Regions from separate parts of the Homo sapiens genome. Here region 2 is linked to region 1. The links are chromatin contacts, found by Hi-C or POLR2A ChIA-PET in ENCODE. All regions are on one chromosome and are shown on one strand. The core of a region is the stretch at or near the end of the contact, and the rest is flanking DNA. Distances in the headings are between cores, read along the strand shown.

What was found. A loop is a pair of places that touch in the nucleus more often than their neighbours do. ChIA-PET counts read pairs that join two places held with the same protein, here RNA polymerase II (POLR2A). Pooled maps may share reads with other maps.
Region 2: a loop to region 1 is called in a pooled map, with 2.8 times the contacts of the local background. The contact joins two enhancer-like sites. A Hi-C loop is called at or near these places in 2 of 168 maps with a recorded cell type or tissue (PC-9 and endothelial cell of hepatic sinusoid) and 9 of 50 pooled maps. POLR2A ChIA-PET finds 5 or more read pairs at or near these places in 3 of 52 experiments (CD4-positive, alpha-beta T cell, MCF 10A and WTC11).

What each region holds. Positions count from the first base shown.
Region 1 is chr5:173,194,366-173,199,335 of GRCh38, forward strand. No RefSeq gene overlaps it. Among named protein-coding and RNA genes, the nearest start is that of NKX2-5, 38 kb to the right of the region's middle. Within about 2 kb of position 1,974, at least 3 of the 41 ENCODE cell types and tissues checked have a DNase peak (open chromatin) inside an H3K27ac peak, as active enhancers do.
Region 2 is chr5:173,282,373-173,287,115 of GRCh38, forward strand. All of the region lies in intron 3 of LOC105377731 (a long non-coding RNA gene), which reads left to right. Among named protein-coding and RNA genes, the nearest start is that of MIR12118, 19 kb to the right of the region's middle. RefSeq lists a silencer at 1,509-1,648. Within about 2 kb of position 1,464, at least 2 of the 41 ENCODE cell types and tissues checked have a DNase peak (open chromatin) inside an H3K27ac peak, as active enhancers do.

The DNA of each region.
Region 1 (4,970 bases), core at 724-3,223:
AATGAAGAGTTCTGGGGACACCTCCAACTTCAACCAACTTCACCTGGGACAATCTCGGTGAGGCCCAGCTATTGCAATAGGCCTGGAGTTTGTGAAGCAGAAACCTCAGCCATCGTGTTGGGCCCATCTAGAGAAGCAAGCTGTGGATCAGTCCACCTGGGAGGATTAGAAAGGGCTGCCCAGAGGCTCCACTGAGTCCCCCAGCTCTGTCCACCAGGAAGGAGTGGGTCCTCTCCATCTCTGCCCCTGGCCCCGTTTCCTCCACAAACACCTCTCCAGGAGCACACAGCACACAGTGCCCTGGTCCTGCTACCTCTGTCCCAGGCCTGCACCAGCCTACCTTCTGGCCTCCTAGCCTCCAGATGTGTTCCCAGCACCTAGCACATACCTTGGGAGTGGTAGTTGCTCAGTGAGTCCATGGTGCATGAATGAGTGGCTATGAATTGGCTTCCCATGGGGCTCCTGTTCAGGGAGAGAATTTACTGATCTGATGCTGAGAGATCTGGTTCATGGGGTGATGCGTTTTCCACAACCAAGCAATAAGTCACATCAGGTTTTCCACATCAGCCTGTGAGCTTTTGTGTTAGTTTCCTAGAGCTACACGTAACAAAGTACCGAAAACTAAGTGGCTTAAAACAAGGGAGGTTATTGTTTCTGGAGCCTGGAAGTCTGAAATGAAGGTGTTGGAAGAGGCCACGCTTCCTCCGAAGGTTCCGGGGAGAATTCCCTCCCGGCCTTTCCCGGCTCCTGGTGCTGTAGCAATCTTTGGTGTTCCTTGGCTTGAAGCTGCATCACTCTAATCTCTGCCCCCGTCGTCACGTGGCTGTCTTCTCCCTCTCTGTCTTCACGTCGTCTTGCCTCTGTGTGAGTCTGTCATTGTGTCCAAACGTACACTTTTTTATTTTTATTTTTTTGAGACCAAGTCTCGCTCTGTCACCCAGGCTGGAGTGCAGTGGTACGATCTCGCTCACTGCAACCTCTGCCTCCTGGGTTCAAGCGATTCTCGTGCCTCAGCCTCCCAAGTAGCTGAAATTACAGGCACCTGCCACCACGCCCAGCTAAATTTTGTATTTTTAGTAGAGACGGGGTTTTACCATGTTGGCCAGGCTGGTCTCGAACTCCTGACCTCAGGTGATCCACCTGCCTCGCTTCCCAAAGTGCTGGGATTACAGGCGTGAGCCACTGCTCCTGGCCCAATTTACACTTTTTAAAAGGAGACCAGTCATATTGTTTAGGACCCACCCTAATGACCTCATCTAGGGGTTAGGACCTTAACATATCTTTACGGGGAACACAATTCAACTCATAACTGAGCTTGGATAACACAAGTCCCCCTAAGACAAGCATCTGCCCCCAGGTTGCTGATCAAAAGACTTCCCAGTCAATGGGACAAGGGTGAGAACTGAGCCTGGGGGAGTTCCCCAGGTTACCAGTGGAGCTCCTACCCTGCCCCACATGGGGGGCTTGTGGGAGTCCCCAGTGTGCCAGCTATACCGTAAGTTTATTGCCTCATTTAAAAGTGCCACCCCCCTTTAATTGTTCCTTTGCATCTCTTTTCACATGGTGGCACTCACGACCACAGGTCACTATTTTTTTCACTGTCATCTCTAGGAAGGGTGGGAACCTTATGTATCTCATTAGGTCCTATATCCCCAGCACCCAGCACAATGTCCCAATAAACACTGAGTACATGAGTGAATGAAGAGTGAGTTGTCAGAGGGAGAAAGGTTTCAGAAAGCTCCCTTTGAGCCACTGTAGAGAGGCAGAGACCAAAGTCAATGAGACCAGGAAGGTGGCTGCAGCCACCGGCTGTCACGTAGAAAGCTTTTGAAATTTGACTGGTGGAGGTTTCAACCTGAAAGCAAAATGCCGCCTGGGCCTTGCAGGGAGATAAAGCGTTCATGTCCAGTGATAACAGCGCCCCTCGGAGCCAGGGAGGCGCTGGGCAGGGATCAACGCACACCCGCCCGACAGACAGACCGACGGGTGGTAAATATAGAACAACATGAAAGCAGGCAGCGCTGGCCCAGCCCCTCCTTTCCAGCTGTGTGGTGGGTGAATCCAACAGAGCAAGGTTTGTTGACCCGCCCCTGTCCAGGGCCACCTCGCCACTGCACCTTTCCTTCCCGGCACCCAGGGACGGTGATAGCAGAGTGTCGTATGCCCTTGGCAAGCCCCCTTGCAAGGAGGGGCGCACACAGCAGACATGTCATATCTTTCTGTTGAAACCACGTTATGCAAACCCATTCAATGACTTCCAAATCCTTTACCAACTCCCATTCAGTGGGTGCTTCTGTGTCCCAGCGGCCACCGCTCACAGCAGCTCCACTCAGGAGGACCTCTTATCCCAGTGACATGCAAGCAGAGCCAGGTGCTCAGCAGTGTGTCTGGGCCAAGGTCATGCCTCTGGTGAGCAGAACCCAGGGCTGTCTGAGTCCAAAGCCTGTGCTCTGATCACGCTATTCCTGACCTCCAGTTCCACACCTGTCTGGGAGGAATCTCAGCTTTGGAGGCCTTAGGTCCACATTCCTGCTTGAGGCTGAGACCCACAGGGAAGTGGGGAAGGGAGCTGACATTTGCTGAGACTCTATCCAATTTATGCTTCCAACCACAGGGCTTGGTGGTCTTTGATAACCCCTTTTACAGTCAAGGATATCAAAGCTCTGAGTGGTGGAACAATTTGCCTTCATAATGGCAGAGCTGGGATGAGAACCTGGGTCAGAAGGTGCAAAGCGAGTGTTTTCTGCACTACCCCACGGTCTCTTCCTGAAGAGGACCTTTCTGCACCTTCCCTTGGCTCACTCACATGTCAGGTCCCCGTCTCTCCTACCAGGGCTTCTTGCTCCAGGACTGGTCAGCCACGGGCCCTGTTTGCTTTGTGGCTGTAGGATGTGGCCAATCCCCTCACCCGAGGGCTGTGCTGGAGATAAGAGGTCAGGGACTGCTGGGCTGGGCTGGGTGGCATTTAGGGGTGGGAACAGGCTTCATGTGGCCAAGGCCCGGTGGAGAGACACCAGGGTGGTCACAGCCCTCAGGACTTTTTGTATAGATTGAGGAATAAGGACAAGCTATGGATAACCAGTGAAGGCTGACAAGCCCCTCGGTGAGACACGATTAGAGGAGGCCCTTGAGCTCCAGTGGGAAAATCATTGCTGGGGCCACATCATTCACTAAGTGTTTATCGAGCACTAGGTGCAGGGAAGAGGAATGGGAGGAAGGAGAGGAGGAGGAGAGGGAGGCCACAGAGTCTAAAAGCTTGAGTTCTAAAGGCAGACTGCCTGGCCCATATCCCAGCTCCTCTAGTTGTTGTTACTGCCATGACAACATTTGCCACATCAGGCTACGCTTGCCTGTTGATGATTCTTTCTCTCTGTGTCGTTAGCTATGGCCACAGTAATGCTGCCTAACAACAACTAAAGAACCGCAGAGGTGGCCAGGCACAGTGGCTCACGCCTGCAGTCCCAGCACTTTGGGAGGCCGAGGTGGGCGGATCATTTGAGGTCAGGAGTTCAAGACCAGCCTGGCCAACATGGTGAAACCCCATCTCTACTAAAAGTACAAAAATTAGACAGGCGTGGTGGTGTGCACCTGTAATCCCAGCTACTCAGGAGGCTGAGGCAGGAGAATCGCTTGAACCTGGGAGGTGGAGGTTGCAGTGAGCCAAGATCATGCCACTGCACTCCAGTCTGGACAATAGAACAAGACTCAGTCTCAAAAAAAAAAAAACCATTAAAATAAAAATAAGAACCACAGAGGCACATGGCAATAAGAATTACATTCGCGCTGTGGCTTTTGTCATCCAGTTGCATATTGGCTGGGGAAGGACTGATCTCAGCCAGCTGGCTTCACTCCCTAGGTCTCTCCCTGCCTCCTAGAACCAGTGGCCCAGCCTGGGCTTGCTCTTCTCCAGATGTGGCAGAAACGCAGGAGCACAGGCCCAACGGTGCAAATGCTGCCCCAGCCTCTGCTGCCATCTTATTGCCAACATCCCATGGCCAAGGCAAGTCACAGGGCCGAGCCCAGTGCCAAGGGGGTGGGCTGGGGGACGCAATGAATATATTGCAATGATAAACGAATCTACCACACATGCCCTCCATAGTGTGAGCTCCAATGGGACCCTTACTGATTGTTGGGTTCCTTGTCCTTGGCACAGGGCTGGCCACAGAATAAATACTCAACAGATAATAATAATGATGATAATGGCTAATGTCTATCAAGTACCTACTATGTGACAGGCACTATGCTAAGAGATTTACTTTCTTTCTTTCTTCCTTTCTTTTCTTTCCGTTCCTCCCCTCCTCCCCTCCTCCCTCCCTCCCTCCCTCTCTCTTTTCTTTCTTTCTTTCTTTCTTTTTCTTCTCTCCTTCCTTCCTCTCTCCCTCCCTCCCTCCTTTCTTTCTTTCTTCTTTCCTTCCTTCTTTCTCTTTCTTTCTTTCTTTCTTTCTTCTCTCCTTCCTTCCTTCCTCCCTCCCTTTCTCCCTCTCTCCCTCTTCCTCTCTCTCTCTCCCTCTCTCTCTTTCTTTCTTTCCTTCCTTCCTTCCTTCTTGCTTTCTTTCTTTCTTTCTTCTCTCCTTCCTTCCTTCCTCCCTCTCTCTCCTTCTCTCCCTCTCTCCCTCTCTTTCCTTCCTTCCTTCCTTCCTTCCTTCCTTCCTTCCTTCCTTCCTTCCTTCCTTCCTTCCTTCCTTCTTTCTTTCAACAGAGTCTCACTCTGTTGCCCAGGTTGGAGTGCAGTGGCATGATTTTGGCTCACTGCAACCTCCACCTCCTGGGTTCAAGTAATTTTCTCGCCTCAGCTTCCTAGGTAGCTGGGATTACAGGTGCGCACCATGACGCCCGGCTAATTTTTGTATTTTTAGTAGAGACAGGGTTTCACTGTGTTGGCCAAGCTGGTCTCGAACTCCTGACCTCAGGTGATCTGTCCACCTTGGCCTCCCAAAATGCTGGGATTACAGGCATAAGCCATTGCATCC
Region 2 (4,743 bases), core at 214-2,713, 87 kb after region 1:
TCACTGCAACCTCCGCCTTCCGGATTCAAGCAATTCTCCTGCCTCAGCCCCCCAAGTAGCTGGGACTACAGGCATGTGCCATCACACCTGGCTAATTTTTGTATTTTTGTAGTAGAGACAGGATTTCACCATCTTGGCCAGGCTGGTCTCGAACTCCTGACCTCAGATGATCTGCCCGCCTTGGCCTCCCAAAATGCTGGGATTACAGGTATGAGCCACCTCGCCTGGCTTCTCGATTCAGTTTTTATTCCATTCAGTTTTACGATTTCCTTACTAGAAGAAGAAGAGGAAGAAGAGGGAGAGGGAGAATGGAAAGAGCCACCAAGAATTAAAAACTGCTATTCGCCAGTCTTTTTGCTAGGTGGTTTACATACATCCATGCTAAATTTTATGATAATACTCTTATAACTACTGTTTTACAAATGAGAAAACTGAGACTCGCGAGGTCAAGTTATTTGCCCAAAGTCACCCAGCTGTCAGATGCAGGAACCAGGTCCAAATAAAGTCTGTTGGGTTCTAAGTCCTGACCATTTTGCTATAGCAGGCTGATCTCCCGATGAAACTGTCAAGGACGATGCAGATCCCAGCCCAGGTTGAATTGGCAAATCTTCAAGTCAAGTCTGTGGCTTCGGTGACTCCATGGCCCTGCTATTCTCACCGGAGCTCTGCCTCTCGGGCCCCACTGGAAGCCCTCTATGTCAGCGGGCCAGGGCGCTTTACAAGCACGCAGTACCTCATGGACCCATCCTGGTTCCTCAAGGCAGCCCTGGACAGTTAAATGGCCTGGGCCCCCTGTGGCTCTGGGCGTCCTGGACCTGAGGCTCTAAGGCCGAACCTGCTCCCTGCCCTAGAGAGGGAGGGTCACCAAGCAGTCAAGTGCTGCCAGCCAGCCCTCCTGCCCCCAGGGCTAAGGAGGCAGGGCCAGCAGCAACCCCTAAACTGTCTCCCTCCTCCTTTAAAAACATTAGGTTAAAAAACCAAGAACGTGTAAGAAAGGAAAAGCAAACAAAAAATCTTCCCAATCCCAATTTCCAGATAATTCCTATTAAGACTAGAGGGAGAGAGGGAGATAAGAGAGGGAGAGAGGGGAAGGGGGGGGGGAGAGAGAGACAGAGAGAGAGAGAGAGAGAGAGAGAGAGAGAATACATTCCCACGGCAAAACAGTCATTCAAACAGCACAGAAAGGCAGAAAATAAAAAGTAAACTGCTGGGTTTCCTTCAAGAATTTTCTTGTGCGTGGGCCAATAGACAAGTAATGCATCTAGTTACTTGCACACATTTAGAATCCACAAAGGGGTGGCACTCCAGGCGCGTCCAGCACGTTGCTTTTCTCATTTGCTGCTGCTCCGGGATCTTTGGCAGCAGCAAAACCCCATTCTTTTAAGGGCTGCGCAGAGTTGTGCCGCCCATGCCCGGCTGGTTTGAAGGTGCCCCATGGGCGGGCGCGGACGTGTGGTTGCTCCAGTGTTTCCTAGAGCACTCTCAGCCACGCCCCCGCCACCCCAGCGGCGCTGCAGGAACCAGCCCGCCGCCAGCGCGAAGGTGAGACCGGGCGCCACGTGCTTACCCGGCGGCCTCCGGAACCAGCCCTGCCCGCCGGCTGTGCGCGGATGCCTGCAGACGCCGAGCTGCTGCCCCCGTGTGGCCTGGTGCGGGGGCTCCTCCTGCTCACTGGGGGCGCGTCCCGGTAAACCAGAACCTCAGCCCATCAACTCACTCGTGGGGTTACTGAGGAGGAGAATCTTTGGTTCTCACCGTCATGGCTCACCCAGTGGCTGAATCCCGCTCGCACGTGCCGCATCCAGGCAGCTGTGGAAACTGGTTGAAACCAGGATGGTCAGCTGCTACCCTGTGTTTGGGGGACTATGTGACAGTGCCTGCTGTGTCCCTATTCTGGTGCTAAAAAGCAGGAGCTCTCTTATGCTCACATGGAAAGGCCTGTTGGAGTCAGATAAACTTGGCTCCACCACTTATATGCTGAGTCTGTTCATCCATCCATCCACCATCCATCTATTCGTTCACCCTCCCATCCATCCATTCATCCGTCCGTCCACCCTGTCATCCAACCACCTGTCCATCTATTCATCCACCACCCTTGCATATTTTCATCCACCCTCCTATCAATCCATCTATCCATCCATTCATTCATCAGTCCACCCATCCATGCATCCATCCATCCATCCACCCATCCCTTCATCCATCCAACCATCCACCCATTCATCTACGCATCCATCCACTCACCCACCCATCATTCAACTATCCACCCAACCATCCATCCATTCATCAGTCCATCCATCCATCCATCCATCCCCTCATCCATCCAATCATCCACCCTTTCATCTATCCATCCATCCACTCACCCACCCATCATTCAACTATCCACCCAACCATCCATCCATTCATCAGTCCATCCATCCATCCATCCATCCATCCCCTCATCCATCCAATCATCCACCCTTTCATCTATCCATCCATCCACTCACCCACCCATCATTCAACTATCCACCCAACCATCCATTCATTCATCAGTCCATCCATCCATCCATCCACCCATCCCTTCATCCATCCAACCATCCACCCATTCATCTACGCATCCATCCACTCACCCACCCATCATTCAACTATCCACCCAACCATCCATCCATTCATCAGTCCACCCAACCATCCATCCATTCATCAGTCCATCCATCCATCCATCCATCCATCCCCTCATCCATCCAGTCATCCACCCTTTCATCTATCCATCCATCCACTCACCCACCCATCATTCAACTATCCATCCAACCATCCATTCATTCATCTGTCCATCCATCCATCCTTTCAGTCATTCAAAATTATTTGTTGAGTGTTGATATGGTTTGGCTGTGTCCCCACCCAAATCTCATCTTGAATTGTGTAGCTTCTGTAATTCCCACGTGTTGCAGGAGGGACCTGGTGGGAGATAACTGAATCATGGGGGTGGTTCCCCCATACTGTTCTCATGGTAGTGAATAAGTCTCACGAGATCTGATGATTTTATAAGCGGTTTCCCCTTTCACTTGGCTCTCATTCTCTCTTGTCTGCTGCCATATAAGATGTGACTTTTGCCTTCTGCCATGATCGTGAGGCCTCCCCAGCCAAGTGGAACTGTAAGTCCATTACACCTCTTTTTCTTTATAAATTATTTGGTCTTGGGTATGTCTTTATTAAAGTGTGAAAACAGACTAATACAAGTGTCAACTTGTGCACCTTGAGTGCTGAGCTCTATGACTTTGGATAAGTTACTTTACCTCTTTGAGCCTCAGTTTCCACATCTGCAAATTGAACATAATGACACCTAAATTTTGCAAAGTTGTTGGGAAGACTTAACAAAATAATGTAGGTGAAATACATGGTACATAGTAGATGCTCTGTAAATGGCATTTACAAGTTCTGAAATTTAGAAGACACCTAATCTTGTAGAAGCTTATGTATTAGTTAGGGAGGCCTGACGTAGGTACATAAAGCAATTGGAGAGTTTTAACGAGTATAAAATATTGCAAGACTGTTGTGCATGCATGTGTGTGCTTGCATACATGTGTGTACCAACTGCAGGCCTGTGGGCTGAAGCAGTGCAAAGTGAGGGGCTAGAGTGGACTTCTTCAAGAGGTGAATCTTTTTTTTTTTTTTTCTGGTAGAGACTGGGATCTTGCTATGCTGCCCAGGCTGATCTTGAACTCCTGGCCTCAAGTGATCCTCCCAATTTGGCTGCCCAAAGTGCTGGGATTATAGGTGTAAGTCACTGCGTGAGTCCCTAGTTAGTCTTTAAGAACCAGGAGTGCTAGAGAGAAGTGGAAAGGGTGTATTCGGACAGGGACTGCTCAAGCAAAAATATTTTCCTACACAATAGTGCTTGCATGTTCAGCCTATCAGCCATGGCATTAGCCCAAAACAAAACCAAACCAAACAAAACAAAAACTCACTAATGGTGGGCCCTGTCAAGACAAACTATTCCCTGAGGAAGGGAAGCAGCCAGCCTATTCTGAGATTAAAAAATCAACGAGAGGCACTTTAGCCACAGATTGCTAAATTCACTTAGCTCAGGAGTCCACTGTGAACCTAGACAGAATTTGCTAGATTGCTTGCAGGGGCGGGTTCAAAGATTCTGGTCCAGCCAACAATTATTAAATACTTGCTACTTGCCAATGATTATTAAAGATTGTGCTGGATTCCTCACATACCTATAAGGTGGAATTATTACACTCATTCTCAGAGGAAGAGACTGAGGGTCAGAGAGGATAAATGACCTGCCCAGGGCCACACAGACTGTAGATGTAGTCAGGGTTCCAACCGAGGTTTCCTCCTGATTCACCGGTTTTCTCCTATACCTCCTCTACCTTCTCTCTTATTCTGTCCTTAGCTTCAGGTAAGAACTACCTGAAGCTAATAATTGGGTCTTCCATGTTGTTGGCCCGAGCATCTGGGAACTCTCTCTTCCCTGTCAGGGAGGACATAAGTGGCCCTCTTCATCCAGAATGCTTGGAGGGAACTCAGGAAAACCCCAGGGGATCTCTCTCTCTTTAAACGGTAACCCTGACCACAAGCACTGACTTTTCAGTCTCAGAGTTTATTAAGAAAGCTATGCAGTACCCTACTGTGATCAGCCACAATATTTTGGTTACAACGATTTTTAAAATTAGTTTGTGATGCTTACCTTAGGCTTCTTTACTTTCCTTAGTAAATAAATGTTTTACAACTTAAAATAACTTGTATAAATCAAAGAAA